2 separate regions of the Homo sapiens genome follow, and region 2 is linked to region 1. Evidence: read pairs that join two places in POLR2A ChIA-PET (ENCODE). Cell type or tissue: GM12878. All regions are shown on one strand. Links, peaks and the distances in the headings refer to the core of each region. The heading gives the core; the rest is flanking DNA. Region 1 overlaps RBM47 (RNA binding motif protein 47). Region 2 overlaps RBM47 (RNA binding motif protein 47).

Region 1 (15,184 bases), core at 256-8,255:
ATATCTTTAAATATTATTTAGCAAAGTTAAAATAGCTGAGAACATTAAACAGGTACTCTAAGCTGTGGCTATGCCACGATTTATTGACCATTTTTATACCATTGAATATTTGTGTTTATTACATTACGTGTAAATATATACTATTATGTTCATTGCATTGTATTATAAATAGAACTTCAGTAAACAGATTTGAATGTAAATCTTTGCTTGGGTATTTGATTATACATGTCTATAAATGGAATCATTGGGCTAATGAGAATTGACTAATGAACACTGTAAAGCTCTTGATATTGTCCAACTCTTTCAGAAACAGCAAATTTTACCCACCTTCCCACCTATCCCCACGCATCATATATGGCAATGTGCGTTTCACAGGGCACATGTAAAAACTGTATTACCAATTTAGGAAGATTTTAAAACCAGAAATATTTTTATAGATACTCAAAAAATATTTAGGTTGGTGCAAAAGTAATTGCAGTTTTTGCCATTAAATGTAACGACAAAAACTGCAATCACTTTTGCACCAACCTAATAAAAGCCTATTCCCTCCCCTTTACCTACCCCACCTCTAGCCAATATCAGGTCTCTAAAGTAGAAGACAGTGTCACCAGATCTGTTATTACTTACCAACCTCAATCTCTCTATGGGAAAAAGATATGTGAGGCCTACATTCATTCACTGAATATTTATTATTACCACTTATGTTCATTTCTTGCACTGTGCATCAGGAGAAGCTGCTGGCTCATGTGGTACTTCTGTTTATTATGATTATATTTTTGAAGCACCACCATACTTTTTCCCACAGAAGCTGCACCATTATACATTCCCACCAGCAGTGCACAAGGGTTCCAGTTTCTCCACATTCTCACCAACACTTGTGGTTTTGTTTTTTTGATAATTGCCATCACAGTGAGTGTGAAGCGGTATATCATGGTGGCTTTGATTTGCATTTCCCTAATGATGAATGATGTTGAGCATCTTCTCATGTCCTTAAGGGGCATCTGTGTGTCTTCTTTATTTTTTCAAGGGTCTTTGCAGATGTGTAATGCAGATGTATAATGTATATCTTTGCGGATGTATAATGTATATCTTCCTTGGAAAAATATCTGTTCAACTTTTTTGACCATTTTTAAATTAGCTTGTTTGCTTTTTGTTATTGAGTTGTAGTTCTTTATATGTTCTGAATATCAATTCCTTATCAGACATGATTTGCACATATTTTCTCCTACACTGTGGGTTGCCTTTTCACTCTCTTGACAGTGTCCTTTGGTGCACAAAAGTTATTAATTTCGATTAAGTTTACTTTATCTATTTTTTCTTTTGTTGCTGTGCTTTTGGGGTTGTCCAAAAAATCATTGCCAAATCCAGTATCATGAAAGTTTGCCCCTGTATTTTCTTCCAAGTCTTATAGTTTTAGCTCTTACATTTAGGTCTTTGATCTATTTGAGTTTATTTTTATATATAGTGTAAGGTAAAGGCCAGGATTCTTTTAAAGATGTACTTTTGATTCCCACCAAATCTCGGTGAAAGCCTGTATCAAGCAGTTAAGAAAACGACATGAGTATTCAAGCCAACATTTGTTCTGAATGATTTTTCTTCCTCGTATAGGCTTAGGTGGTTTCCCAACAGACAGGTGAAAGCAAGCGTTTGGGGAACTGATGGCTCATGTAACTAGGATACAGCAGTGAGGCGGCAGTTGGGCTCAGCAAGTGTTTTGTAAATATGCTTGAAGAAATCCCCAAAAAGAGAACAGCAGGGGTAGATAGTGGCTTAGGCTAGAAAAAAACGTGCATGTGGGTGTTATGTAGGTGCATATATTTGCAGCAGAGGGAAGGAGAGAGGACACTCTGTTGTTGGGAATTGTGGGCTATAGAAGATAAAAACATCTTTTGTACAAAAACAAATTTCTTTTCATGCTGCTTCAGAGAAAAAAACTAAATTAGCTACAATTATGTGCTAACTATGTTTCCAAAACAGTTGTCCTAGTTCTGTTTTATTGTGGACAGAACCTAGCTGTACTTAACAAAATGTGAAGCCTGTCTAGACTTCCCTTGGAGAATATTGAAAAGTACAAAGACTCCCCAGGCTGTGTAACCCGCCTCGCCTAGCTTCAAATGTCTGCACTGGACGGGCGCTGTTCTCTGACGGGCTTGGAGATGACAGTAGTGCCATGCTAATGCAACTCAGGGTCTCAGAGGTCTCCCCACATGAACAAGATTCTGTATTAGGCTCTCAACATTGGAATGCTTGACATTGGCAGTTGGCTGTCCAAATTCCAAATAAATTAATGTTAAATCTTTTTTTTTTTTTTTTGAGACGGAGTTTTCACTCTTGTCACCCAGGCTGGAGTACAATGGTGCGATCTTGGCTCACTGCAACCTCTGCCTCCCAGGTTCAAGCGATTCTCCTACCTCAGCCTCTCGAGTAGTTGGGATTACAGGCGCCTGCCACCATGCCCGACTAATTTTTGTATTTCTGTTTTAGTACAGACAGGGTTTCTCCATGTTAGCCATAGCTGGTCTTGAACTCCTGACCTCAGGTGATCCGCCCATCTCAGCCTTCCAAAGTGCTGGGATTACAGGCATGAGCCACTGTGCCCAGCCTGTTAAATCTTTTAAAACTCTGACTTCGGAACCTATGAGAAACAAACTGAAATCCAGCCCATCCCTGTTTTGGTTTTCACAGGGACTGGTTTAGGTCCTCAGCAACGTGGGCTGCTGTAGGTCCTCATTTTCTCTTTGCCATAAAAAGGGATTTGGGAAAGAGGAAATAACTAAGCCAATTAAATTTTCTGATGTAGGATGGGATAAGACAGACCATGCTGTCTAAAAAAACCATTTGCAAGACTGGTATACTATATTTCCCTTGAATAATTAAAATCATTTCACACTTTATTAACTCGAAGAATATCCAGTATTTCCCTGTGAGCCTGAGAATAAATGATTAGCTCAAATCTGGGCGTTTTTACTGATGTATTAGTTTTTTAATTGAAATATTAACTCCAAGTGCACTCAGTGAAAGTACAGAGTACGCGAGACATGAATAGCAATTAAATGCCAACAATTGTTCCAGGAGTTTAGTAGACCTGGGAAATCATAAATTTCCTGACACCTGAATTTTTCATTTTAAATACTCTAGGTTCAGTGAAACTCTAGATATGTATTTTCTGTTCATTTCCATTCTTAATTTAAGTGCATATTTCTTGAGTTTCTTTAATTAATGTAGTTGTGCTTTTTATTTAAATTTGTAAGAATTTCCAATTGTCTCTAACTGCCTAGTTTAATTATAGAGACTGGGAAAACTGATTTTCCTTCTCTTCCTTCTTCTTTTAATAAGTATCTTTTTTTTTTTTTTTTTTTTTGAGACAGAGTCTTAACTCTGTCACCCAGGCTGGAGTGCAGTGGTGCGATCTTGGCTCACTGCAACACCTGCCTCTGGGGTTCAAGAGATTGTCCTGCCTCAGCGTCCCGAGTAGCTGGGACTACAGGCGCCTGCCACCATGCCTGACTAACTTTTGTATTTTTAGTAGAGATGGGGTTTTGCTATGTGGGCCAGGCTGGTCCTGGACTCCTGACCTCAGGTGATCCACCTGCCTCAGCCTCTCTGGAGTGCAGTGGCACAATCTCACCTCACTGCAACCTTCACCTTCCTGGTTCAAGCAATTGTCCTGCCTCAGCCTCCCAAGTAGCTGGGATTACAGGCGTGAGCCACCACACCCGGTCTATTCCCATTTTCCAGTTGAGTGAACTGAAGCTTGGGAGAGTAAGTCACTCACCTGAAGTCACACAGTTAATAAATGGTATTGAACTCAAGCGGTTGAGCTCTGGCATGCAGGAGCTCGAGCTCAAGCACTGTAATAAGCAGCCTCTCAAAATACCTTCAGATAAAAGAGTGATTAAAAACTGCCTTCATGGGCAGGCCTCATTTATGTGCCTATTTCCTTGTGGCATAAAATCTCTACCGAATTCCTGAGACAGTATAGCAGAAGCTAAGCATATCAGTTAAGGCCAAAAGAAAAAAGAAAAAAAAAAAAAACAGTGATGGAAATTTTATAGCTCCCTGGCCAGTACCTACTTTACCAAGACGGCTCAAGGGATATTAACATTGGCATTCAATATAATCCATTAGGGGTTGGTGTGGCTTTTCCATGTGACATTCCTGATGCCTGGGCATGTGTTAGAAATGCCAGCTCCTGGCCAGGCGTGGTGGCTCAGGCCTGTAATCCCAGCACTTTGAGAGGCCGAGGCGGGTGGATCACCTGAGGTTGGGAATTTGAGACCAGCCTGACCAACGTGGTGAAACCCCGTCTCTACTAAAAATACAAAATTAGCTATAGGCATGGTGGCACATGCCTATAATCCCAGCTACCCGGGAGGCTGAGGCAGGAGAATTGCTTGAACCTGGGAGGCGGAGGCAGAGGCTGTGGTGAGCCAAGATAGCGCCATTACACTATTGCACACCAGCCTTAGCAACAAGAATGAAACTCTGTCTCAAAAAAAGAAAGAAGAAAGAAAGAAATGCCAACTCCTGTACCAAAGCTGGCCTATTCATTCTCTGATGGGCTCCTTTCGGCCATGCAGAAATACCACCAGATAGTACCTGGGTATGACTATTTGTACCCAGTTCTATATGCAGGTAAACCACAAAAGTTTTTTTAAATTATTTTTATTATTAATTTTTTTTAGAGATAGGGTCTTGCTCTGTTGCCCAGGCTGGAGTGCAGTGGCACAATCATAGCTCAATGCAGCCTTGAACTCCTAGGCTCAAGCAATCCTCCCACCTCACCCTCCCCAGTAGCTGGGATTTCAGGCATGCACCCCCATGCACGGCTCTCCCACAAAACTTAGTAAATAGATACGTGAAAAAAATGTCCAAAGCAATTTGGTGGATGTTAGTTATAAAAGGAAACTCTTTTTGTAGCTTTGTCCTACCATGTTTCTTGCAAAAGACAGTGCACATTCATTCATTCTTCTATCCATTCATTCTTTTATTCAAACATTCATTCAGTGCCAGGCACTGGGGATAAAATAAGCATCACTGCCTTTGAGATGCTTCAAGTGTAGCTAATAAAATAAACTATAAACACTATTGTTTTAACTTTTCTAAGACATTTCAAACAATGCATAAAGAAGTGGAAAGAGCCTTTAATATCTAAAATCACTTCATAATAGAAGGCGAATTTTACTTTTTCTGTGTTAAAGGACCTGTCTCAGATGGTCTCATTTCTAATAGAGTTCTTTGGAAAGACTTAGAAACAAATGAAATTGATAAAAGAGCCCACAATATTCACAAATACCACAGGATGACGCAGGTTCCTACTCATATCAATGAACTCATGGTGCTTACTTTTCCAAATTTTTAAAGTAAACAAGCCATGGGGTATTAGAGTTTAACCTTCGCCGTATGTTTGCAGAAGGACCTGTTTTTTAAGCTATCTTTTTTTGTTTTTCACTGTGTACCCAAAAAAGGAAGAAAAGAAAAGGGGGAAAAAAAAACAATTATCACCAGAGCTGGAAAGGTGGAACAACATTGAAACAATGCAATGAATAAAAAGAACACATATTTTCTGGATTAAAGTTGTATTTAATGCATTTTGTCTTTAAGTGATCCCCCACCAGAAAGTTCACTTCCTTTTTTATATTTTCTCATAAACAGCCTACTATGGTCATATTGTCATAAATATAGTTGATTTTGAAAATATTTTTAGCTTCCAAAATACCCCACATTAAACTTAAACATTTATAGAAGAAAGTATTTTAACTCATGACTTTTTCAATGTTGAGAGTATTCCTGGGCGAATGCTATTCTACTATAATTATTGCCTTGAGATAACTGGTCAATGAACATGACATCAACATAATCAGGATCTGTTTTTTTCTATAGTAGCAGATATTGTTTCCTAGTTGCAACTGAAATGACTAATGTTCACCAAATAAAAGCAGAAGGTCACACCTAAAACTGAAGCTAATGTTTGACTATGTCAGTCTGTTTCAGAGCCTTTGTTTCAGGACAGGCAATTTGTCATTTGTTTTACAAAAAGACCTATGTTATTTTTGTATACTACTATTTGACATACCACCAGAAGGTGCATATTGTACATGTATTCATGTGTAATATAACACAGTAATAATAGACCATACTGTTACTATATAACTACTACTTGCAAACTACTAATATAGTTTCAAATTAGGAGGAGAAGACTAGCATTCACACACCATTATAATGACTGTAAGTTTATGTTTGGGAACGTTCACTTTCATTTTGTTTTATTTTGTTTTATTTAATTTTATTTGACTTTATTAGAGGTGGGGTCTCATTATGTTGCCCAGGTTGGTCTCAAACTCCAAGGCTCAGGTGATCCACCTACCTCAGCTTCCCAAAGTGCTAGGACAGCACACCCAGCAAAAAGTTCACTTTCTAAATCTGTTTGAGCATAAATTTAAGAAAATTTTTTTAAACTTAATCCCCAATGTGATAGTAAAATTTAAGAAGTTTAACGAATGAAAAATACCCTTGGCTGGGCACAGTGACTCATGCCTCTAATCCCAGCACTTTGGGAGGCTAAGGCCAGTGGATCACTTGACGTTAGGAGTTCAAGACCAGCCTGGCCAGCATGGTGAAACCCTGTCTGTACTAAAAATACAAAAAAAAATTAGCTGGGCGTGGTGGTATGCACCTGTAATCCCAGGCTGAGGCACGAAAATCACTTGAACCTGGGAGGTGGAGGTTGCAGTGAGCTGAGATCGTGTCACTACATTCCACCCTGAGTAAACAGCCTTTTACACACAAATTTTAAAATGCCTTTTTTTTGTTTTTTTTTTTTTTTTGAGATGGAGTCTCACTCTGTCACCCAGGCTGGAGTGCAGTGGCACTATCTTGGCTCACTGCAATCTCTGCCTCCTGGGTTCAAGTGATTCTCCCTGTCTCAGCCTCCCAAGTAGTTGGGATTACAGGCACCAGGCCACCACGCCCGGCTAATTTTTGTATTTTTTAGTAGAGATGGGATTTCACCATGTTGGCCAGGCTGGTCTTGAACTCCTGATCTCAGGTGATCCGCTCCACTTGGCCTCCAAAAGTGCTGGGATTACAGGCGTGAGCCACCACGCCCGACCCCCACAAATTTTAAAATTTTTTAAAATTCTATCTTTTATATTTGGACTCTCTGGGTTTGGTTTGGTTTTGGATATAAAACAACTCTACTGCCAAAAAGAAGTTAAATTATAAAGTATCACCCCAAAGATAAGGCATCTTTATAAAATTACAATCACAAATTTGCCATTATCTAATTGTGATTTTGAAGTAAGCACATGATCGCCCTCCTTCTCAGTTTCTCCATCAAGAAAATGAGGCTGGCCGGGCGTGTTGGCTCACGCCTTTAATCCCAGCACTTTGGGAGGCCGAGGCAGGAGGATTGCTTGAGCCCAGGAGTTTGAGAACAACTTTAGGCAACGTGGTGAGACCTCATCTCTACAAAAAAATAAAAAATTAGCCAGGCGTGGTGGTGAGGACCTGTAGTCCCAGCAACTTGAGAGGCTGAGGTGAGAGGATCCCTTGAGCCTGAGAGGTCGAGGTAGGAGGATTGCTTGAGCCTGAGAAGTTGAGGCTGCAGTGAGCCGTGATCATGCCACTGCACCCCAGCCTGGGTGACAGAGCCCTTGTCTCAAAAAAAAAAAAAAAAGAAAAAAGAAAAGAAAAAAAAAAAAGAAAATGGGACTAATACTTTTGTATAGTATTGTTGGTATATATAGATATATAGGAATAGTATGTACAGGAAATATATATCTATAAATTCTCAGTAACTTGAATCATATTCTTAACAACACAGGAAATTTCCTATCTAAAAGAACACTATTATGAATTTTTTGCAATTAAAGATGACTTTTATAATTAAAAAGTAATCATGCATCAAACTACCAGTTCATATATTCAACTTCTGGCACATAAAGTTTTTCTAAGAATATTATGCCCGGGTTTCTCTCTTAAACCTGCTTCAGTAATTGTAATATTTTAATTTTAACATGGTATATGACACCATAATTAGTTAACAGGCAATATTTAGGGCCTACTACATTCAATGGGTAGGCACAAAGCTCCCGTGCAGGAATACAAAGTAGTGATAAAAAGAACATAATACTTACATAATTAGAAAATATAAAAGAGAACATAGTAGTAGCCATTATAACTACACATTTCACATGTACAGTGTCTTAAAGCACTTTCTCACATAAATGTAGAAGGTAATATCTGTGTAAATGCCCTTTCAGTTTGTCCATAAACATTTGGGAGTGAATCCCCTCAGGTTCTTTACATTTTAATTTTAAAAAGTATCTTGCCAGGCAGATAATTAACGACTCTAAACTGTGACTACACAGTTGTCTACAAAAAGAAGATCCTTGAAAAACATTTATTCTTGACCATCTGAAATAATAACAAAGGGCCTTGAGCATTTACTGTAGCCAGGTACTTTTTTCTTTTTTGTTTCTTTTTGTTTGTTTGCTATGAGGCAGGGTTACCCTCTGTTGCTCAGACCGGAGTGCAGTGATGCAATCACGGCTCATTGCAGCCTTAACCTCCTAGGCTGAAGCAATCCTCCCACCTCCGCCTCCTGAGTAGCTGGAGCCACCACACCTGGCTAATTTTTGTATTTTTTGTAGAGACAGGGTCTCACTATGTTGCCCAGACTGGTCTGGAACTCCTGAGCTCAAGCAAGCTTCTCACCTCAGCCTCCCAAAGTGCTGGGATTATAGGCTTCAGCCACCACGCCCAACCAGCCAGGTACTTTTTAATCCTCCCAACAATGTTAATGATAATATTATCACCATTTTATAGATGGTGAAGCTGAGGCTCAAGGAGAGAAAGTGACTTGTGTGATGGCATTTGTTTTTCAAGTAGTACAGTCAAGAGATAGGAAGCGAGGCAGTCTGGCTCCAGAGCCTGGGCGTGGAATCACTGCCTCATCACAGTCCCATGTTCTCACTTGAACATTGCGATTACGTGAATTCTAGTCCTTCAACATTTCCATTTAAGAATTTAATTCCATAGGTTTTTAAGTCTAAAAACATAGTTTGAATATGTTAACTCCTTTACAAAGAGCCAGAAATAGGCTATGGGACAGTTTGCAGAACTCTTTGAAAGCTTAGAAGAGTGGTGGGGAGAGTGCAGAGGGGAAGCGATGGGGATGGTAGAAAGTAATGATTTCCCAACAACTTTACCATGTGTCTGTACTGGAAATTCCTTCCACTCTATCAGCCAATGTCCATTTCTCACCAATCGTGGTCTTATCCTGTTAACACTGGCTATTGCTAAACCTGCTGTAAGTAAGTAAGTAGCAAAGAATGAGTATCATGGTAGAAAGAGCTTTGGCTTTGTCATCAGATTGACCTACATTTCAATTCTGTAAGTTGGGTCAAGTTATTTGATACCCTCAATCTCCTGATCTTTAAAAAGGGGCAGTATGGCCAGGCGTGAGCCACCACATAATTTCAGCACTTTGGGAGGCTGAGGTGGGCGGATCACCTGAGGTCAGGAGGTCGAGACCAGCCTGGCCAACATGGCAAAACCCTGTCTGTACTAAAGATACAAAAAAATTACCCGGGCATGGCGGCACTTGTCTATAGTCCCAGCTACTCGAGAGGCTGAGGCAGGATTCGCTTGAACCCAGGAGGCGGAGATTGCAGTGAGCTGAGATGGTGCCACTGCACTCCAACCTGGGTGACAGAGTGAGACTCCATCTCAAAAAATAAATGAATAAAAATAAGTAAATAAATAAATAATAAAAAAATTAAAAGGGGGCACTAATAGCTAACACTGATCACACCCTTACTTAGCTTCATTCTAAGCCCTTGGCTATCTCATTTATTCCTCACAGTGATGCTTTGAGATAGCGATAATTATTACTAGTCTCATTTTGCAGGTGACGATAATGAGGAATCAGGATTTTAAATAGTTAGTTTACCAATGTGTCACACAGCTACACAGCTGAAGAGCTAGGGCTCAAACCCAGGAAATCTGACTTTAGAGCAGAGGTTGGCAAATGTTTGCAGTAAAGGTCCAGACAGTAAACACTTTAGATTTCATAGGCCGTATCATCTCTGCTGCTACTTAACTCAACTCTGCCACCGTCCCCATAAATGCAGCCACAGACTATATGTAAACGAATGGCTGTGGATTATGTGCCAACAAAACTTTATTAAAACAGCCAGGGAGTCAAATGTGCAGGTCTCCAGCAGGCGTCTACCCCGTACTCTAGAGCCCACATTTAAAATTTCCACTCATAGAAATGTCATGAGAAATCAAATTACACATACGTGTTCAAAAAAATAGTTAACTATCATTAACTTGGGAGTTTTAAAACCATACATTAAGGAAACTCTTGGAGAGATTATTTCTTTCTTTTTTTAAAAAAAAAAATTTGACCTCTGAGAGCAAAGAACAAGAGAGATTATTTCTAATTCATCTCCTTCCCTGTAGGGAGGATTGCATTTAAGCTGGCTATTCTCTTTTAGCGCTGCTCTGTTCTTAGCATGTAAGTGAAATACACTCTCCAGCCACTTCTCCAGAAATACTAGACATGGGGTGGGACAGTATCCTCCTCTGAAATTCTCTCATGGTGCTAACTGCTGACAGTCAGCAGAAGGTCTCACTCATAAAGATGTTCAATAAAATGGAGTTCATCTTCATCATCTTAATCAATTATTTAACATCATTGTGTATTGCATTGGCAATAACATGGCATATGATAACATAATTAGTTCTAAGTGTAAGAGGATAAGTAGAACTTCTACTGCTGCATAATTTCCATCTGTCTCTAAATATAATTAAACAAGAAATGTGCAGATTTTCAATCCTCGGCTACATGTGATAGCTGGCTTATTCCCTGAAGTCTGTCTTGGCCCACAGTCCATCCTTGCTTGTGCACTTTACTAAGCCACTGTCTTCATTTTGGCACTCAATCAATGTTTGTTGAAGGAAGTTTTGTGACCTCCTAGGGCTGAACAATCTTATATGGTTTTTTATGTTCCCTCCCACCCATTTCTAGCACAGTGCCTTGTACAAAAATAAGTAATCTTTAAGTATTTATCGCTATTAATTATGTTATTAAGAAGGAAATGGGCCGGGTACAGTGGCTCAAGCCTGTAATCCCAGAACTTTGGGAGGCTGAGGCGGGCAGATCACAAGGTCAGGAGCTCGAGACCATCCTGGCCAACATGGTGAAACCCCGTCTCTAAAAATACAAAAATTAGCTGGGTGCAGTGGTGGGTGCCTGTAGTTCCAGCTACTCGGGAGGCTGAGGCAGGAGAACTGCTTGAACCCGGGAAGTGGAGTTTGCAGTGAGCCAAGATCAAGCCACTGCACTCCAGTCTGGGTGACAGAGTCAGACTCTGTCTTAAAAAAAAAAAAAAAAAAAAAGAAGGAAATCACAGTCCATTTAATTATTTGACAAATATTTATTGTCTTTTAAGTGTCAAGCTTTGAGGAGTTTATGATAACCAAGAAGAGACATAAATTCTGCTCTCTCAAAGTTTACATTCTAATTGTAGAAAAAAGGCTTAAAAAAAAACTGCAGTAGTGTTATGTATTATGAAAAGGCGGATGTTTATAATAGACGGTAGATTTGACCTGGCGGACGCTAGACTAAGGCTGACAAGATACAGAACTTCAGGTTTATCTCGTGCTTTTAATTCCTGAGTTTTCGGTCTCTTGTCCCCTTATAAACACTACTCAGGCCTCCTGCTTGCTTAGCAGAATACTTCATAAACAAATTTATAAAATCGTTTCTATTCCTCTGAATAAATAAAACTCCTGGTGCAAGAGCTACTCATTCTTTCACTGAGGACTCAGCCTGAACTTCCTAGTCATGGCTAAAGCTTCGTGGCTCTCCACTGTCTACCACAGAAAGTGAGAGACTTAGACCCTTCACAATCTGGTTTCATTTTCTTTTTGAGCCTCATCTTCTGCCCCATATCCACCTCCTACATTTCAGCTATTTGAGACCATTCCAGCATTTTTGCAAATGCCCACCTTTGCTCATAATGTTCCCTCTGCTCTGTCTCCTCCCTTTCCTTCTTTTTTTTTTTTTTGAGATGGAGTCTCGCTCTGTTGCCCAGGCTGGAGTGCAGTGGCATGATCTCGGCTCATTGCAGCCTCTACCTCCTGGGTTCAAGCAATTCTCCTGCCTCACCCTCCCAAGTAGCTGAGACTACAGGCACATGCCACCACACCCGGCTAATTTTTGTATTTTTAGTAGAGACAGGGTTTTGCCATGTTGGCCAGGCTGGTCTCGAACTCCTGACCTCAGGCAATCTGCCCGCCTTGGCCTCCCAAAGTGCTGGGATTACAGGCATGAGCCACTGTTCCTGGCCTCCCCTTCCTTCTTCATCTACCCTTGCCAGACTGTGAACTCCAAGGAACATGCAGTAGCCACCACTGTATCCCCAAGCATCTAGCACAGCCTCATACGCAGCCAGTGCTCAATTAGTGTTTGAATGAGCGAGGGAATGAATCAATTCATATGCAAATATTGTTTAATCATTTATTTTACCACATCATTGCCTTTTGCCTACAGACCTGTACAGATGCTGACTTTAGTACCAGTGAATTGACTGTATCCCAGAAGCCCATTTTCAGTGATTGTTCATAGTATGTCTTTAAAAAAAAACTGTAAATTTTAAGTAAGGGTTATTGCATTATTGAAGAAACCAGTAATGACATTTGAAAACAGCCCAAGTCTTAAAAACCAGATTGTCAGCAGTTCTCATGTGTCCATGTAGCAGCGGGGTCGGAATTTAAATGAGACAGTTGGATGCTTTAGACTGATTTCGGCAGTGATGTTTCTATGACCCAGGCCTGTCAAGTTTGCTGTGATGACAAGTCAATTAGACAACAGAACCATTCTTAACAAGCCTTTATGGTAGCTGTTGTTTTGTCTGAAAATTAAATTGATAGTGTTTCAACCAAATTAAATGAGTATTATTGTATCACAGAGACACTTACCTCAAACCCTTGAAAAATGTTGCACGTTTCTCAGTCTTGATAGCCTTGACTTTTTTTTTTTTTTTTTTTTTTGGTAGCTACTGCGCCTTGCCATGCTGCCCAGGCTGGTCTCGAACTCCTGGGCTCCAGCGATCCTCCCACCTCAACCTCACAAAGTGCTGGGATTACAGGCGTGAGCCACTGTGCCCGGCCAGCCTTGACTATTCGTAAGAGCCAGATCAAGACACCAGGCCCATGTTGAGGGAGGGCTGTAGAAAATAACAACTTCTTCTCTATTTAAAAAGTACCTACCATGTGTGCCAGTATATAATCATATTACACAGCTCCAAGATAGACTCCACCAGTAATTCTCGACAGAAAGCAATTTTATGCGCACCCCCTGCCCCCAGATTTGCAATGTCTGGAGACATTTCTGGTTGTCACAACATTGTGGAGGTAGGGGGCTTTTGCATCTAGTGGGTAGAGGACAGGGATGTTATGAAACATCTGAAAACACACAAGACAGCCCCTCATAACATAGAATTATCACAAATATCAATAGGGCTGAGGTTCAAAAACCCTGGGTTAGAGAACACCTATATTCCCTGAGCAGCTCAAATTCTGGGATTTTATGAAATTAGATAATATATGTGAAATAATTTTTTTTTTTCTTTTTTGAGACAGAGTCTTGTGTGTCACCCAGGCTGGAGTGCATTGGTGCGATCTTGGCTCACTGCAACCTCCGCCTCCCAGGTTCAAGCAATTCTTCTGCCTCAGCCTCCCAAATAGCTGGGACTACAGGTGCATGCCACCACGCCTGGCTAAGTTTTATATTTTTTTTTTTTCAGTAGAGACAGAGTTTCACTATGTTGGCCAGGCTGGTCTCAAACTCCTCAACTCAGGTGATCAGGCCGCCTCAGCCTCCCAAAGTGCTGGAATTATAGGCGTTAGCCACCTTGCCCAGCCTGAAAGAATTTTATAAATTGCAAAACACTGTATGAATTCAAGCTAGTGTTAAATGATAGAAGCCACTGTGGCTTCTCCTTCCTTTTCCTTTCTGGTGTCTGCCAGTCGGCCTTTCTGTTCCTTGCCAGATCCCTCAAAGGCTTAGGTCAAAGGAGCCAAGGTAAGGAGTGAAACTAGAAGTCCCTCCTACTGTTTGTTCATGGATTGGAAAAACGTTGGCCCGGGAGGCATATGTGTGCTGAATTTGTGAGTTTCATTTTTGTTGGTTTCAGCATTACCCCATCAACCTTTAGAGACAAAGTGTAAGTAATGCTTATTTAAAGGGAACAAGGCCAGGTGCGGTGGCTCACACCTATAAAACCAGCACTTTAGGAGGCCAAGGCAGGCGGATCATTTGAGGCCAGGAGTTCGAGACCAGGCTGGCCAACATGGTGAATCCTCATCTCTACTAAAAAAAGTACAAAACTTAGCTGGGCGTGGTGGTGCATGCCTGTAGTCCTAACTACTCCGGAGGCTGAGGCAGGAGAATCACTTGAACCCGGGCGGTGGAGGCTTCAGTGAGCTGAGATGGCGCCACTGCACTCCAGCCTGGGCGACAGAATGAGATTCCGTCTAAATAAATAAAGGGAACAAGATAATAGTTTCCTAACTGGTATTTGTGTGCTGCCAAACCCCTGCAGAAAATCTCCCCACTCCACCCCTTTCGGGAGGGTGGCTTCAGCCGTCTTGTAGTACACAGCAGGCCTCCCTGAGAACCCACAGCAAAAGGCCGCATTCTCAGGTGTGTGTTGATAGAAACGTCTGGGAAAATTGAGCCTCTTGGCTTTGCATCTGTTTATCATACACAAGCATTCATTGAATGATGTGCTTTGACATAACAAAATCTGTACAATCATCAACACAATTAAGACCCATTATGAATGAACGCTTTCTCAGATGAGCGAGGGGTGGGCAGAAGGCATGGCCCGGAATGTCATTATTCCCTTGTATCTTCAACCTCCCAGGATTTTACCTAAAGAAAGGAGAGTCAAGGAGAGATGTTTATGTGCCCCAAGGGCCATGCTTTTCAGTAGCAAGAGGTCCCTGCCTGTGATAGAAAAAAAGAGCCCGTGTTTCAAAGTCTTCGGCTTATTGTTTGACCTCCCAAGTAAATTCCATGTTCTGCCTCCATTTTGAGTGGAACTCCTTTTCCACTTTCAAACTCTGAGGTAATAGAAACATCCTGGTGCCAGGGGCCTGCCCGAGA
Region 2 (15,184 bases), core at 3,635-11,634, 75 kb before region 1:
TTAGGACAGAAAGGATTGCTGTCCCCACAGGGCTACTTTAGTAGTCACAGAAGATATTAAATAATACATTAACAGAGTAATGAGTGGGCTGATGAAGAACTGTAAGGAGTTAAGAGTCTAAAACAAGAAAACCTAAGCTAGCCAGAGTGGCTCACGCCTGCAATCCCAGCACATAGGGAGGCCAGGGTGAGAGGATCACTTGAGCTCAGGAGTTCAAGACCAACCTGGGCAACATAATGAGACCTGTCTCTACAAAAATTTAAAAATTGTCATCCCATTCTCTACTGGAAAATAAAAAATTAGCTGGGTATGCTGGCACGCACCCATAGTCCCAGCTACTTGGGAGGCTGCAGTGAGAGAATTGCTTAGGCCTGGGAGGTTGAGGCTACAGTGAGCCAAGATTGCATCACTGCAGTCTAGCCAGGGCAACAGAGCAAGACCCTATCTCGAAAAAATAAATAAATAAAAACAAGAGGACCTAACATAATCTGAGTCAGGAGGTGACTATTGGGAAGGTTGCTTGGAGTTTGAATGGCATTCTAACTGAGACCTGGAGGATAGGCAGAGGGGGATTGGAGACAGGCGGCAGTGGCTACATTAAACAGCCTTTGCAGGGGCCCAGTATGGAGAGAGTGTTGGGGTCAAGGAATAGCATGAGCTATGGGGGGAAAGGGAAAGGGAGAGGGAGAGGCTTCAGAGAACAGGTGTCTCTTGTAAAATGAAAACTTAGTCAAATTTCTGGAAGAATCTTTAAAACCTCTTAAAGAGATTGATTTCAGACTGATGATCAGATTTTTTTGTTTTTGTGGTTCAGACAGAAATCTTACCTTGTGTATCAGCATTATTCCCTAGAGTTAGAGCCCAAGTATTGCTCCCCTGCTAATCCTTTGAATTCTCCCCAAATCTATGTTCTTAATTTACCTCACCTACCTCCCCAAGGAAGGTAATCAGCTTCTAGTAAGAGGTGGTTTTCACAGACAATGTGTCCACATTTCTTTGTCTCTGCATCCTTGATGGCATCCAGGAAAGGTGATCATCGACATAGTCAATGTATGTGTACGATTCTCCCACCAAGGGCAGGATTTAAAAAATAATGCTTTAAATAGAATGAACAGAGGCAGCTACTTGAACCAGCTACTTGACTCTACTTGTGCTTTGAACGTGTGAGATTCTCAGGTTTCAAACCTTAGTGCTCTGTGTTGACATTTTCTTTTTCTTTTTCTTTTTTTTTTTGAGACAGAGTTTTGCTCTTGTTGCCCAAGTTGGAGTGCAGTGGTGCCATCTCGGCTCATTGCAACCTCCGCCTCCCGGGTTCAAACAATTCTCGTGCCTCAGCCTCCCGACTAGCTGGGATTATAGGCATGCGCCACCACACCGGCTAATTTGTTGTATTTTTAGTAAAGATGGGGTTTTCACCATGTTGGCCAGGCTGGTCTCGAACTCCTGACCTCAGGGAATCCACCCACCTCTGCCGCCCAAAGTGCTGGGATTACAGGCGTGAGCCACCACACCCAGCAGTGTTGACATTTTCTATCAAGAGTACTGCTGAGCTGGCGCCCTTTGGCCAGTTACTGAACTGACGGATGCAGAAATTTACACATGTTCATGTATACACAAAAGGAACCCTAATTCCATGGAACTGGCCTTCTCAAGCTTGCTGATTTCTTAGTTATGAGTAAATTTGATGCGATTTTTTTTTTTTTTTTTTGAGAGAATCTTGCTCGGTCACCTAGGCTGGAATGCAGTGGTGCAATCAGGGCTCACTGCAGCCTCGAACTCCTGGGCTCAAGCAATTCTCCCTCCTCAGCCTCGTGAGTAGCTGGGCCCAGCTAATTTTTAATTTTTTATAGAGATGAGGTCTCGCCATGTTTCCCAGGCTGGTCTTGAACTCCTGGGCTCAAGCGATCCGCTTGTCGTAGCCTCCCGTAGTGCTGGGATTGCAAGTGTGACCCACTGTGCCTGGCTTGATTCAAAAAAAGTCCAGGTCATTTCCTGACTTTCTTTGAGATGTTTATTTGTTTTATGACCTTATATAGAGCTTATTTCACAATACAAAGAATAGAATGAGGATATTATATATGATTTATATCAATAAGCTTGACATTTAGGTTATATGGAAAAATTCCTGGCAAAATGTAAATAATGAATCTTAAAGTTAGCTGATTAAAAAAACCAAATAAATAAATAAATAAATAAAATATATAAATTAAAAAACCCAACTGAAGGAGAAAAAAACCTATATAGTTCTATAAGGAAAAAAATAGTAGGGTTTTTTCCCCATTATTCCCCATTTATTATTATTATTATTATTATTATTATTTTTTTTTTTTTTTGAGACAGAGTTTCACTCCTGTTACCTAGGCTGGAGTCAATGGCGTGATCTTGACTCACTGCAACCTCCGCCTCCTGGCTTCAAGCAATTCTCCTGCCTCAGCCTCTTGAGTAGCTGGGATTACAGGCATGCGCCACCATGCCTGGCTAATTTTGTATTTTTAGTAGAGATGGGGTTTCTCCATGTTGGTCAGGCTGGTCTTGAACTCCTGACCTCAGGTGATCCTCCCACCTCGGCCTCCCAAAGTGCTGGGATTACAGGGGTGAGCCACTGTGCCCAGCCTGTTTATTTTTAACAAAGAATTTTAACATCCTTCTTATATTCTCTTTTGGTTAATTTCTTTTTTAAATTTTATTTTATTTCATTGACAAATGATAATTGTACATACTCATGAGGTACATAGTGATGTTTTGAGACATACCATGTAAAGTGTTTAGATTGGGGCCTTGATTTTTCTCAAGCCACAGCAAGCATATTTTCCTTGATCAACATGGCACCTGAAGTTAGATGGTGGCGATCTGTAGGAAAGATTAGAGGAGGAAATACCACAGGGCTCCTGATGGGAACTTTAAGTAAAATAAAAATAGTAAAACATTTGGAGTCCTTACCCTTTCCTACTAATCATAGCCTAGATTTTCATTCCAAGTAAGTTAATAAATTAAGAGGTAGATATTATTTAACTCACAAGTTGAAAATGCAAGTTGCATTTGAAAAGGAGGAAAACGTGGCCTGGTGAAGACATTGTTTCTTTGGTAAATGGCTCTTCATATTTTGGAATTGTAGCTCATTTAGTGAAGTCACAGATCTCTTAGAAATAGATTTTCCTAAAATCCCTATCCTAATAACCTAATAATTACTAGAAGATATATCTTTTTTTTTTTTTTTTTTTTTTTTTTTTTTGAGACAGAGTCTTGCTCTGTCGCCCAGGCTGGAGTGCAGTGGCACAATCTCGGTTGACTGCAACCTCTGCCTCTCAGGTTCAAGTGATTCTCCTGCCTCAGCCTCCCGAGTAGCTGGGATTATAGGCACCTGCCACCACGCTCGGCTAATTTTTGTATTTTTAGTAGAGACGTGTTTCACCATGTTGGCCAGGCTGGTCTCGATCTCCTGACCTCAGGTGATCCACCTGCCTCGGCCTCCCAAAGTGCTGGGATTACAGGCACGAGTCACCGTGCCTGGCTTAGAAGATACACCTTTTGGAAAATGGCCTCCTCATCATGTTGTTTCAAAAAGGCAGACTCTAACCCAGTTAAGACTTCAGGTAAAACTCATGTGGTCCATATGAGGGATGCTTACTAAAGAGCAAATACACCCAAAGGTCAAACAACTGAGCTAAAACACATTGACTTTTCCTTGGCCAACCACTGGTAGGGAACTGTCACAAAATGACCCCAGGCTGCTCAAGGCAATCCCAAAAGGCAGCTTCTAAAAACGAGTTTTCTGCTTCTTCACTTGAAAATGGAAGAGATTTTTTTTTCCATTACACATTACTTGGTACTGTTTATTTTGTACAATGTAGCTTTTTACTACAAAGAAGGGGAAAGTGGCCTATAATTTAATTTGATTTAAATTAAATCTACATAGGACCATCATATAAAAGATACTGGAACAAGTGTGTGAGGGATACAAAGATAAATCAGACCACTATCCTGGCCCCAGCAGAGTTTAAGAATGAGCATTTAAACATTTAGTTAATAAGAAACATGGCTGGGCACAGTGGCTCACATCTGTAATCTCAGCACTTTGGGAGGCCAAGGCAGGCAGATCTTTTGAGGTCAGGAGTTCGAAACTGACTGGCCAACATGGTGAAACCCTGTCTCTATTAAAAATACAAAAAAATTAGCTGGGTGTTGTGGTGCACATCTGTAATGTCAGCTACTTGGGCTGAGGCAGGAGAATCACTTGAACCCAGGAGGCAGAGGCTGCAGTGAACCAAGATTGTGCCACTCCACTCCAGCCTGGACAACAGAGCAAGACTCCGTCTCAAAACAAACAAACAAACAAAAAACAAAAAAGCCTGGGCGCCATGGCTTACACCTATAATCCCAGCACTTTGGGAGGCCAAGGCGGGCAGATCACAAGGTCAAAAGATCGAGACCATCCTGGCCAACGTAGTGAAACCCTGTTTCTACTAAAAATACAAAAATTAGCTGGCCGTGGTGACGTGCGCCTCTAGTCCCAGCTACTTGGGAGGCTGGGACAGGAGAATCGCTTGAACCCGGGAGGCGGAGGTTGCAGTGAGCTGAGATCGTGCCATTGTACTCCAGCCTGGCGACAGAGCAAGACTCTGTCTCAAAAAAAAAAAAAAAAACAATACCAATAAAAGAGCATCCTACCTCACATATGTAATGGTATATTTGAAAATGCAGTAGAAGTTACTGGATCCCTTTTCTCATCTGTATCCAGATTTGCCAGGGAGTATATTCACTACCCTCTTGTCTGGACCTCTCCCTTTTCTTTCCTTCTGCCTGATCTCTGATCAAATTTGACGTCAGTGTTAATTTAGGTATGGAGCCTGCTGGTATTGAAAACTTATGCAAAAGTAACCCTGAAGTCCTTTGCTGTTTATAAACATAAATGTATAATTACCACTATGATGCAGACTGAAGAACTTTCCAAGACTTGATGTAGCTGGGCATGGTGGCACACGCACACGCCTGTAGTCCTAGCTACTTGGGAGGCTGAGGCATGAGGACCACTTGAGTCCAGGAGTTCAAGGCTGCAGTGAGCTGTGATTTATGATTGTGCCACTGCACTCTAGTCTGGGCAAAACAGTGACATCGCATCTAAAAAAAAAAAAAGAAGGAAAAAAAAGACTTGTCAGAGTAATTGCGCCGAATTTACATTTAGCCCATGGTGAATACAGACAACCAGTGACTTCATCACAAAGCCTTCCTGTAAAAGCTAAGATGTTGCTGAGATCTGCTTTCTGGACCCAAACAGATATTTGGAAAAATGGTTTTTGGTAGAGTGTAAGAGCAGTGAGTTTAAGGCTAATTCCAAACTTAATGATTTGCCCTTTTAAAATCAGTTCATCAGCCTGGGCAACACAGTGAGATCGTGTCTCTACAAAAAAATTTAAAAATTAGGCCAGGTATGGTGGCTCACGCCTGGAATCCCAGCACTTTGGGAGGCTGAGGCAGGCAGATTGCTTGAACCCAGGGGTTCAAGACCAGCCTGGGCAATGGTGAAACCCTATCTCTACAAAAATTAGCCAGGTGTGGTGGCTTGCACCTGTAGTCCCAGCTACTCAGGAGGATCTCCTGACCCGGAGGCTCAGTCAAGGCTGCAGTGAGCTGAGATGGAGGCACCACACTCCAGTCTTGGAGACAGAGAGAGATGCTGTCTTAAGAAAAAAAAAATAGCTGGGCATGGTGGTGCATCCCTGTAGCCCCAGCTACTTGTGAGGCTGAGGTGGGACGATTGCTTGAGCCTATGAGGTCAAGGCTGCAGTGAGCCATGATTATGCCACTGCACTCCAGCCTGGGCAACAGAGTGAGACCCTGTCTCAAAAATAAATAAATAACATAAAATAAAATTAGTTCATTCATGTGGGCAAAAGTTTCATAGATCTAGTGGTTAGTTACTTTGTCTGTGTGCTCTTTGATGTCTTGCTATTTGCCAAACAAGATAACCTATTTTCAAAACTGAAAAGGCAGGCTGGGCGCAGATCATTTGAGATCAGGAGTTTGAGACCAGCCTGGCCAACATGGTGAAACCCCTCATCTCTACTAAAAATACAAAAACTTAGCCTGGCGTGGTGGCAGCTGTCTGTAATCCCAGCTACTAAGGAGGCTGAGGCAGGAGAATTGCTTGAACCTGGGAGGCAGAAGTTATAGTGAGCTGAGATCATGCCACTGCTTTCTAGCCTGGATGACAGAGCGAGACTCTGTCAACAACAACAATAAAAAAAAAACAAAAACACACACACACACACCAAAAACTGCAAAGGCAGAGAGGTGGATATGAGCCATGACTCAACCAATAACATGGCAGGGAAGCAGACAATTACCTACAAAAGGAGGCCTGTCTACCTAAACGGAAGAGGTCTGGACCTACCATAGAGGAAGAAAAAGAAAATTGTGGGCATCAACAAAGTGTATGTGTCTTTTGGCAGAATAACAGGTCAATAATGGCTTTATGCTTTGTAGGATGGTATTTAATGCTCTAGAAAGCAAAGAGAATACTCCAAGGTTATGAAGCCGAAATTGGTAGCTAATGTCAGCGTTGAACCTTGAGGCAAATTTCATGGGTGATACTTAAATGTCAGCCCTGTAGTTTCCAAGAACAAGGTCTCCAAGCCAGTCATTAGACATGCATCAAAGTTCTGCTGAGGTGGGGCCTCATCCCGGGCTGCACTTTGGGTAAAGCAGGTTGCCCCAAGTGTGTCAGTGGTTGCTGCACCGTGGGCAGACAGAAATAGAATGTCTGACATTCACTTCAGCCATGCTCATTGGTTTCTATGCAGGTGTTGCCTGCCAAGAAGTAGCAGTAGAACAGCCGCATTGCTTTCATAAAGAATGACAAAATTTCTATGTCTGCAAAATAAATGAGTTATTTGAAACTAAGAACAAGGTCAGCAAAATACAAGTGACACCTCAAGCAAAGAATGAAGTGGGCATTGAAATACCATACCAGAGGCTGGGCGCAGTGGCTCACGCCTGTAATCCCAGCACTCTGGGAGGCCAAGGCGGGTGGATCACCTGAGGTCAGGAGTTTGAGACCAGCCTGGCCAACATGGTGAAACCCCATCTCTATGAGGGGGAAAAAAAATATATACGAGGCCAGGTGTGGTGGCTCATGCCTGTAATCCCAGCACTTTGAGAGGTCAAGGTGGGCGGATCATAAGGTCAGGAGTTCAAGACCAACCTGGTCAACATGGTGAAACCCAGTCTCTACTCAAAATACAAAAAGTAGCTGGGGGTGGTGGCAGGCGCTGGTAATCCCAGCTACTCGGTAGACTGAGGCAGGAGAATCGCTTGCCCCGGGAGGTGGAGGTTGCAGTGAGCCGAGATCTCGCCACTGCACTCCAGCCTGGGCGACAGGGCTAGACTCCGTCTGAAAAATACAAAAACAAAAACGAAAAAAAAAAATACAAAAATTAGCCAGACGTGGTGGTGGGCACCTGTAATCCCGGCTACTCAGGAGGCTGAGGCAGGAGAATCGCTTGAACCCGGGAGGCGGAGGTTGCAGTGAGCTGGTATGTGCCACTGCACTCCAGCCTGGGTGACAGAGCAAGGCTCCGTCTCAAAAAAAAAAAAAAAAAAAGAAATACCATACCAGGCTGGTATGAAAAGGTGCTGAACACAAACCAGGCCTTTCAGTCTAGGCATGTCAGTACCCACTGATTTTTGTTCATCTATACCTGTGTAATCAGTGATTCTTGGAATCTTAAAATATTGGAGTTGTAAGGAACCCTAGAGGTCTTAAGAAAATAATGATGATTTACATTTACTGAGGGTTCACTATATGCCAGGCATAAGGAAGTCTTTTACTTGTATTATCAGTTTTACTTGTATAGCCTCATTTGATCTCTTCCATAATCTCTAAAGAAGGGGCTAGGATTCCTATTTTGTCAATAAGAAAACAGACTTAAAAGACAACAGGGAACTCACACAAGGTCATACAGTTCATGCATGGCAGAGCTGGCTCACATACCTACGTCAGTCTGAGGCGAGTTTGCATTTTTTTTTTTTTTTTTTTCTGAGACGGAGTCTTGCTCCATCGCCCAGGCTGGAGTGCACTGGCACGATCTCGGCTCACTGCAAGCTCCGCCTCCCGGGTTCACGCCATTCTCCTGCCTCAGCCTCCAGAGTAGCTGAGACTACAGGCGCCCGCCACCATGCCTGGCTAATTTTTTTGTATTTTTAGTAGAGATGGGGTTTCACCGTGTTAGCCAGGATGGTCTTTATCTGCTGACCTCGTGATCCGCCTGCCTCGGCCTCCCAAAGTGCTGGGATTACAGGCGTGAGCCACCGCACCCGGCCGAGTTTGCATTTTTTAACTACCAGCTCCTTAGAGGGCCAAGGGATTCTCAGAAAAAGGTATGTCCATCGACATTCTGACCAGGTCCCCAGGAGTTCGCTAACTCACAGTTCAGTGAAAATGACCAAAGGATGCATTGAAAATCATGGAATCTACACCCTGAATTTTAGCTATACGGAGTGTAATATGCAATTATAAAATGTATTGGTGGGTTCTATTTTGGCCTCTAGCTCCCACATCACTAAGGAACTTGCTGTAACCCTTAACCCAGGTGGCTAAGGGCACAGTGTGGATCCCAGCTGCTCTGCTGTCCCTTGAACTGTTTTTTCTCCAGGGCATCTTCTTGTGTTTCAAGTTTCAATCATGTTGTGAATTTTAAAAAATTACCAGGCTAGGCATGGTGGCTCAGGCCTGTAATCCCAGCACTGTGGGTGGCTGAGGTGGAAGAATCACTTCAGCCCACGAGTTCAAGACCAGCCTGGGCAACATAGTGAGACCCCATCTCTAAAAAAAAAATAAATTAAAAAATATTAGCCAGGCGCCAGGCATGGTGGCTCATGCCTGTAATCCCAGCACTTTGGGGAGGCCGAGGCATGTGGATCACCTGAGGTTGGGAGTTTGAGACCAGCCTGACCAACACGGGGAAACCACATCTCTACTAAAAATACAGAATTAGCCGGGCGTGGTGGTGCATGCCTGTAATCCCAGCCACTCGGGAGGCTGAGGCAGGAGAATCGCTTTAACCTGGAAGGCAGAGGTTGTGGTGAGCTGAGATCACACCATTGCACTCCAGCCTGGGCAATAATAGTAAAACTCCATCTCAAAAAAAAAAAAGAATTAACCAGGCATGGTGGCACGCACCTGTAGTCCCAGCTACTGGGGAGAGGGAGTGGCAAGGGTCTAGGATGCAAGGATCATTTGAGCCCGGGAAGTCGAGGCTATAGTGAGCCATGTTTTTGCCACTGCACTCTAGCCTGGGTGACAGACTGAGATCCAGTCTCAAAAAATAAAACAAAATAAGACAAATCAATTCACAGACAACACTTACTGAGACTCTGATTTAATTGGTCTGAAGGGGAGCCCAGGAATCAGTATTTTTTAAAAATGTATAGATAACCTCTGGTGTAAACTTTTGCTTATTGGCCTGATGAATGTCTTTGTATTGCTCTTTCCTACCTGAGAGCTTTTTTTTCCCTTCTTCTTTTTTTTTTTTTTTCTTTTGAGACAGAGTCTTGCTCTGTTTCCCAGGCTGGAGTGCAGTGGTGCGGTCTCAGCTCACTGCAACTTCTGCCTCCCGAGTTCAAGTGACTCTCCTGCCTCAGCCTCCCAAGTAGCTGAGACTACAGGCATGCACCACCACACCCAGCTAATTTTTGTATTTTTAGTAGAGATGGGGTTTCACCATGTTGGCCAGGCTGGTCTTGAACTCCTGACTTCAGGTGAACCGCCTACCTTGGTCTCCCAGAGTGCTGGGATTGCAGGTGTAAGCCACTGCATCTGGCCTCAGAGAGCATAATCTGTATTCCCTAGCAGCTGTTTTTACTATTGTTTTTCTTATAGTCTTCAAAGATGTATTGGGCTTTGAAAACCTTTTGGCTCCTAGGAAGAAGCTATTTCTGCTTGGTGGAGTCCTGTCTGAAAGTGAATTCTCTGTTTACACTGCCCCATTCATATCCTGTCCCATGAACTACAGCTACAGATCCTCTTTGTAACACTGCTCAGAATAGAAAGTTTAATTACTCTACCCCTAAAATTTTGCAGATTGCAAGAGGCTATAAGCTACTGGTATAGCCTAGAGATCAAGGGATCTTGTGTGGTGTTATGACAACTACTTCTATTTATATGTGATGTTCACTTTAAATATACACAGACATATCTGTACGTTAGTTGAAGGGGGTCTCAAAAATCTCATCTGACCTTTAATTAGACTCCAATAAGAAGTGGTTAAGACATTGACGTATGGGCCAGGCGTCTCAAAAAAAAAATGGAAAAAAATATTTAAAAAGAAAAAAAAAAGGAAAAAGAATAATATTTTTTTTAAAAAGGCCAGGCATGGTGGCTCACGCCTGTAATCCCAGCACTTTGGGAGGCTGAGGCGGGTGGATCATGAGGTCAGGAGATCAAGACCATCCTGGCCAACATGGTGAAACCCTGTCTCTACTAAAATACAAAAAATTAGCTGGGTGTGGTGGCACATGCCTGTAGTCCCAGCTACTCGGGAGGCTGAGGCAGGGGAATCACTTGAACCCAGGAGGTGGAGGTTGTAATGAGCCGAGATCGTGCCACTGCACTCCAACCTGGTGACAGAGCAAGACTCCATCTCAAAAAAAAAAAAAAAAAAAAAATGCCGGGCGTGGTGACTCACGTCTGTAATCCCAGCATTTTGGGAGGCTGAGGAAGGTGGATCACGAGGTCAGGAGATCGAGACCATCCTGGCTAACACAGTGAAACCCCGTCTCTACTAAAAATACAAAAAATTAGCCGGGCATGGTGGCTCCCACTTGTAGTCCCAGCTACTTGAGAGGCTGAGGCAGGAGAATCTCTTGAACCCAGGAGGTAGAGGTTGCAGTGAACTGAGACTGCGCCACTGCACTCCAGCCTGGGTGACAGAGCAAGACTCCATCTCAAAAAAAAAAAAAAAGATAAAAAAAAAAGAGAGAGATTGATGTATGGCAAAACCAAGGCTGGGAGTTCAGGCCCCACAGAATACCCAGGTCTAGAACTCCTGTCTTTGGAAGCTAATTCTCTTTTGTCCTCACCCCCCTGCCTCACTTAACGATATCTTTCACGGCCTTTCCTCTTCATTCGCACTACCATCTTCCTAGTTCAAGTCATAATGTTAATTCCTAAATTACTGCACTAGCCAGAGAAGGAGGAAAAAAACTGTAAGAAACCACATCAAAATGTCATCTGTGGTTGGTAGACATCTGATTTTAATTTTTTTATATCTGCTTTTCTGACATTTATACATTTTACATAATAAACAAGTTTTATTTTCCTAAAGGAAAAACACACATCATTACTGGCATAGCCTTCACCCTGGTATCTGAGCGCATGTCCATTGTACAACCTATCTGTGCCTAGCTATCAGAGTTGCCTTTCTAAAATGTGTTCTCCAGGCTCCTCTGAAACCCTCAGGGTGTCCTGGAATTTCAAAGTCATAACCCAGACCCACCCTTCCGCCTATCCCCTTATCTCCAACCACACCCAACCCAACCCTCTCTGCTTGGCAGGCCAGCATCCTCCTTGTCCTAGGACCAGGGGAGCTCCATTCAGCTCCTTCGCAGCTACTCTCCTCTATACAGAGAACCCCATACTCTTTGTCCTTTCCTCTTTATCTCTCCAGATGTTATCCTTTGAAGCTCAGCTAGTCTGTGGCCAGACCACCCTGATCACTCCCGATCTCATCTGAAGCTCACCTCAACTCCTTCCTTCTCCAGGTCACCTTTGTCACCTTTTTTAATCTGCATCGGGAATGGCAAACAGGTTTCGTTTTATGTAAACCAAGTCCATGCCATTGACAATGGTTGCATAGAGAATTCTATTTTATTTATTTATTCCAGAGTCTTACTCTGTCACCCAGGCTGGAGCGCACTGCCGCGATCATGGCTCACTGTAGCTTCTACCTCCAGGGCTCAAACAGTCCTCCTGCCTCAATTTCTGAGTAGCTGGGACTACACGCATGCACCCCCATGCCCAGCTAATTTTGTTTGCTTTTTGTAGAGACAGGTCTCACTATGTTGCCCAAGCTGGTCCCCAACTCCTGGGCTCCAAGGATCCTCCCACTTCAGCCTCCCAAGGTGCTAGGGTGGCAGGTGTGAGCCACCGTGCCTCGCCTTGCATGGAGAATTCTGAAAGCCTGCCCATGTTCAAAGGAAAAAGAGTCCTGTGATCATAGTGGTTTTTGCCATAGGCAAAAGAAGGAAAAGTGACAGAATGAATGTGACATATTTTTCATCCAGATTATAATAATTATTTTAGACCTGTGATGTCCAGTACGGAAGTCCCTAGCCACACATGGCTATTTAAATTCAGATTAAAAAGAAGAAAAATAGGGCTGGACGCGGTGCTTCACGCCTGTAATCCCAGCACTTTGGGAGGCCGAGACGGGTGGATCACAGGTCAGGAGTTCAAGACCAGCCTGGCCAATATAGTGAAACCCTATCTCTACTAAAAATATAAAAATTAGCTGGGTGCGATGGCGTGTGCCTGTAGTCCCAGCTACTTAGGAGGTGAGACAGGAGAATTGCTTGAAACCAGGAGGTGGAGGTTGCAGTGAGCTAAGATTGTACCACTGCACTACAGCCTGGGCAACAGAACGAGACTCCATCTCGAAAAAAAGAAGAAGAAAAATAATAATAATTTAATTAAAATTAAGTACAGAAGATGCTCCACCTAGAATTTTTAAACTTCATGATCGTCCAGGCATGGTGCCTCACACCTGTAATCCCAGCACTTTGAGAGGCCAAGGTGGGCGGATCACCTGAGGTCGGGAGTTCCAGACTAGCCTGGCCAACATGGTGAAACCCCGTCTCTACTAAAAATGCAAAAATTAACCAGGTGTGGTGGCACACGCCTGTAATCCCAGCTCATCGGGAGGCTGAGCCAGGAGAATCGCTTGAACCCGGGAAGCGGAGGTTGCAGTGAGCCGAGATCACACCACTGTAATCCAGCCTGGGTGATAGAGTGAGACTCCATCTCAAAAAAAAAAAAAAAAAAAAAAGGGGGTCTAATATCCTTAAAATCCATCGTGAAGTTTATTTACTTTTATTTTAATATTTATTTATTTATTTATTTATTTATTTATTTATTTATTTATTATTTTTTAGATGGAGTCTCGCTTTGTTGCCCAGGCTGGAGTGCAGTGGCACAATCTCGGCTCACTGCAACCTCCGCCTTCCGGGTTCAGGCAATTCTCCTGTTTCAGCCTCCCAAGTAGCTGGGATTACAGGTGTGTGCCACCACACCTGGCTAATTTTTGTATTTTTAGTAGAGAGAGGGTTTTGCCATGTTGGCCAGACTTGTCTCGAGCTCTTCGGGTGATCTGCCCACCTCAGCCTCCCAAAATGCTGGGATTACAGGTGTGAGCCACCATGCCCCGCCTTAGATGCTTTTTTTTTTTTTTTTTTTTTTTTTTTTGTGACAGAGTCTCCTTCTGTCACCCAGGCTGGAGTGCAGTGGCACGATCTTGGCTCACTGCAGCTTCTGCCTCCCAGGTTCAAGTAATTCTCCTGCCTCAGCCTCCTGAGTAGCTGGGATTACAGGCATGTGCTACCATGCCCAGCTAATTTTTATTTTTAGTAGAGACAGGGTTTCACCATGTTGGCCATGGTTGGCCCATCTGGTCTCAAACTCCTGACCTCAAGTGATCTGCCCACCTTGGCCTCCCCAAAGTGTTGGGATTACAGGCGTGAGCCACCTCGCCCAGCCACATTTTTGACTTATGATATTTTTTACTTATGATGGGGTTAATGGAAAGTAGCCCATTGTAAGTCAAGGAACATCTGTAAAATTAAAAATTTTTAATATGGTAGCCAGCGGCACATTTCAAGTGCTTAATAGACATATGTGGCTACTGGCTACTATCCTGATAGCAGCAAAGATACAGAAACTTTCCACCATTACAGAGTTATACGAGATGGCCCTGTTTTATTATTTCTTTCTTTATTATTTATTTATTTATTTATTTATTTATTTATTTATTTTTTTTTTGAGACGGAGTCTCGCTCTGTCGCCCAGGCTGGAGTGCAGTGGCGGGATCTCGGCTCACTGCAAGCTCCGCCTCCCGGGTTCACGCCATTCTCCTGCCTTAGCCTCCTAAGTAGCTATGGCCACAGGCGCATGCCACCATGCCCAGCTAATTTTTGTTTTTGTTTTTTTCTTTTTGAAACAGGGTCTTACTTACTCTGTCACCCAGGCTGGAGTGCAGTGGCACGATCTCGGCTCACTGCAACCTCCACCTCCCAGGTTCAAGCAATTCTCCTGCCTTTGCCTCCCAAGTAGCTGGGATTACAGGTGCATGCCACCATGCCTGGCTAGGGTTTGTATTTTTAGTAGAGATGGGTTTTCACCATATTGGCCAGGCTGGTCTTGAACTCCTGACCTCAGGTCTCCCAAGTGCTAGGATTACGGTGGCTCCCATTTTAGATATGTAGTTACATGACAATGCAAGGAAGAATATATTTGCTTAGTGTGTGTGCCTTGTTTTCTCAGTGAGAGACCAAAAGGGTTTTTTGTTGTTTTTTTTTTAAAAAAGCCTCACTCTGTCGCCAGGCTGCAGTACAGTGGCACGATCTCAGCTCACTGCAACCTCGGCCTCCTGGTTTCAAGGGATTCTCCTGCCTCAGCCTCCCAAGTAGCTGGGACTACAGGCGTGCCACCACGCCCAACTAATTTTTGTATTTTTAATAGAGATGGTGTTTCACCATTTTGGCCAGGATGGTCCTGATCTCTTGACCTTGTGATCTGCCCGCCTTGGCCTCCCAAAGTGCTGGGATTACAGGCATGAGCCACCACACCTGGCCCAAAACATTTCTATGGGCAGTAATCTTCGCTTACATTTATTTTGTAACCTTAGTGCACCTAACCAGTGCTAGATATATAAGAAATACTTCGTAAGTATTTGTTGAATTGATTTTTTAGTACTTAATGGGCAGTGCACCATTAAAGTAAAGTGTATGAATTTTGAAATACGAAAACAAGTTTCTGGCCCCTTCTCTTCTGCAAACTAACATGTGACTTAGAATATCTCATTTAACTGAAGCAGGTCAGTTTCCTCAAGGGTAAACAGTTGTAGACTGGACTATATTGGAAGATTCTTCCAGGTTTGGAATTTTGTGGTACATATGGAGTATTCACTTTTAAATA

The links. ChIA-PET counts read pairs that join two places held together with the same protein. Peaks named below come from ENCODE experiments on the same cell type or tissue, not always from the same donor. Only the 100,000 strongest peaks of a DNase experiment are listed, where the experiment ranks them.
Region 2: POLR2A ChIA-PET joins it to region 1 with 5 read pairs; 8 of 35 experiments call an interaction of 5 or more read pairs at or near these places.

Annotation. Positions count from the first base shown.
Region 1 is chr4:40,449,066-40,464,249 of GRCh38, reverse strand. The region is part of intron 3 of RBM47 (RNA binding motif protein 47); the gene reads left to right. Among named protein-coding and RNA genes, the nearest start is that of RBM47-AS1, 31 kb to the right of the region's middle. In GM12878, for the core only: a CTCF peak has its summit at 1,718; a DNase peak (open chromatin) is centred at 1,659; H3K27ac peaks cover 1,904 bases.
Region 2 is chr4:40,527,788-40,542,971 of GRCh38, reverse strand. The region is part of intron 2 of RBM47 (RNA binding motif protein 47); the gene reads left to right. Among named protein-coding and RNA genes, the nearest start is that of MIR4802, 33 kb to the right of the region's middle. In GM12878, for the core only: no CTCF peak of the experiment used is centred there; a DNase peak (open chromatin) is centred at 6,716; H3K27ac peaks cover 1,735 bases.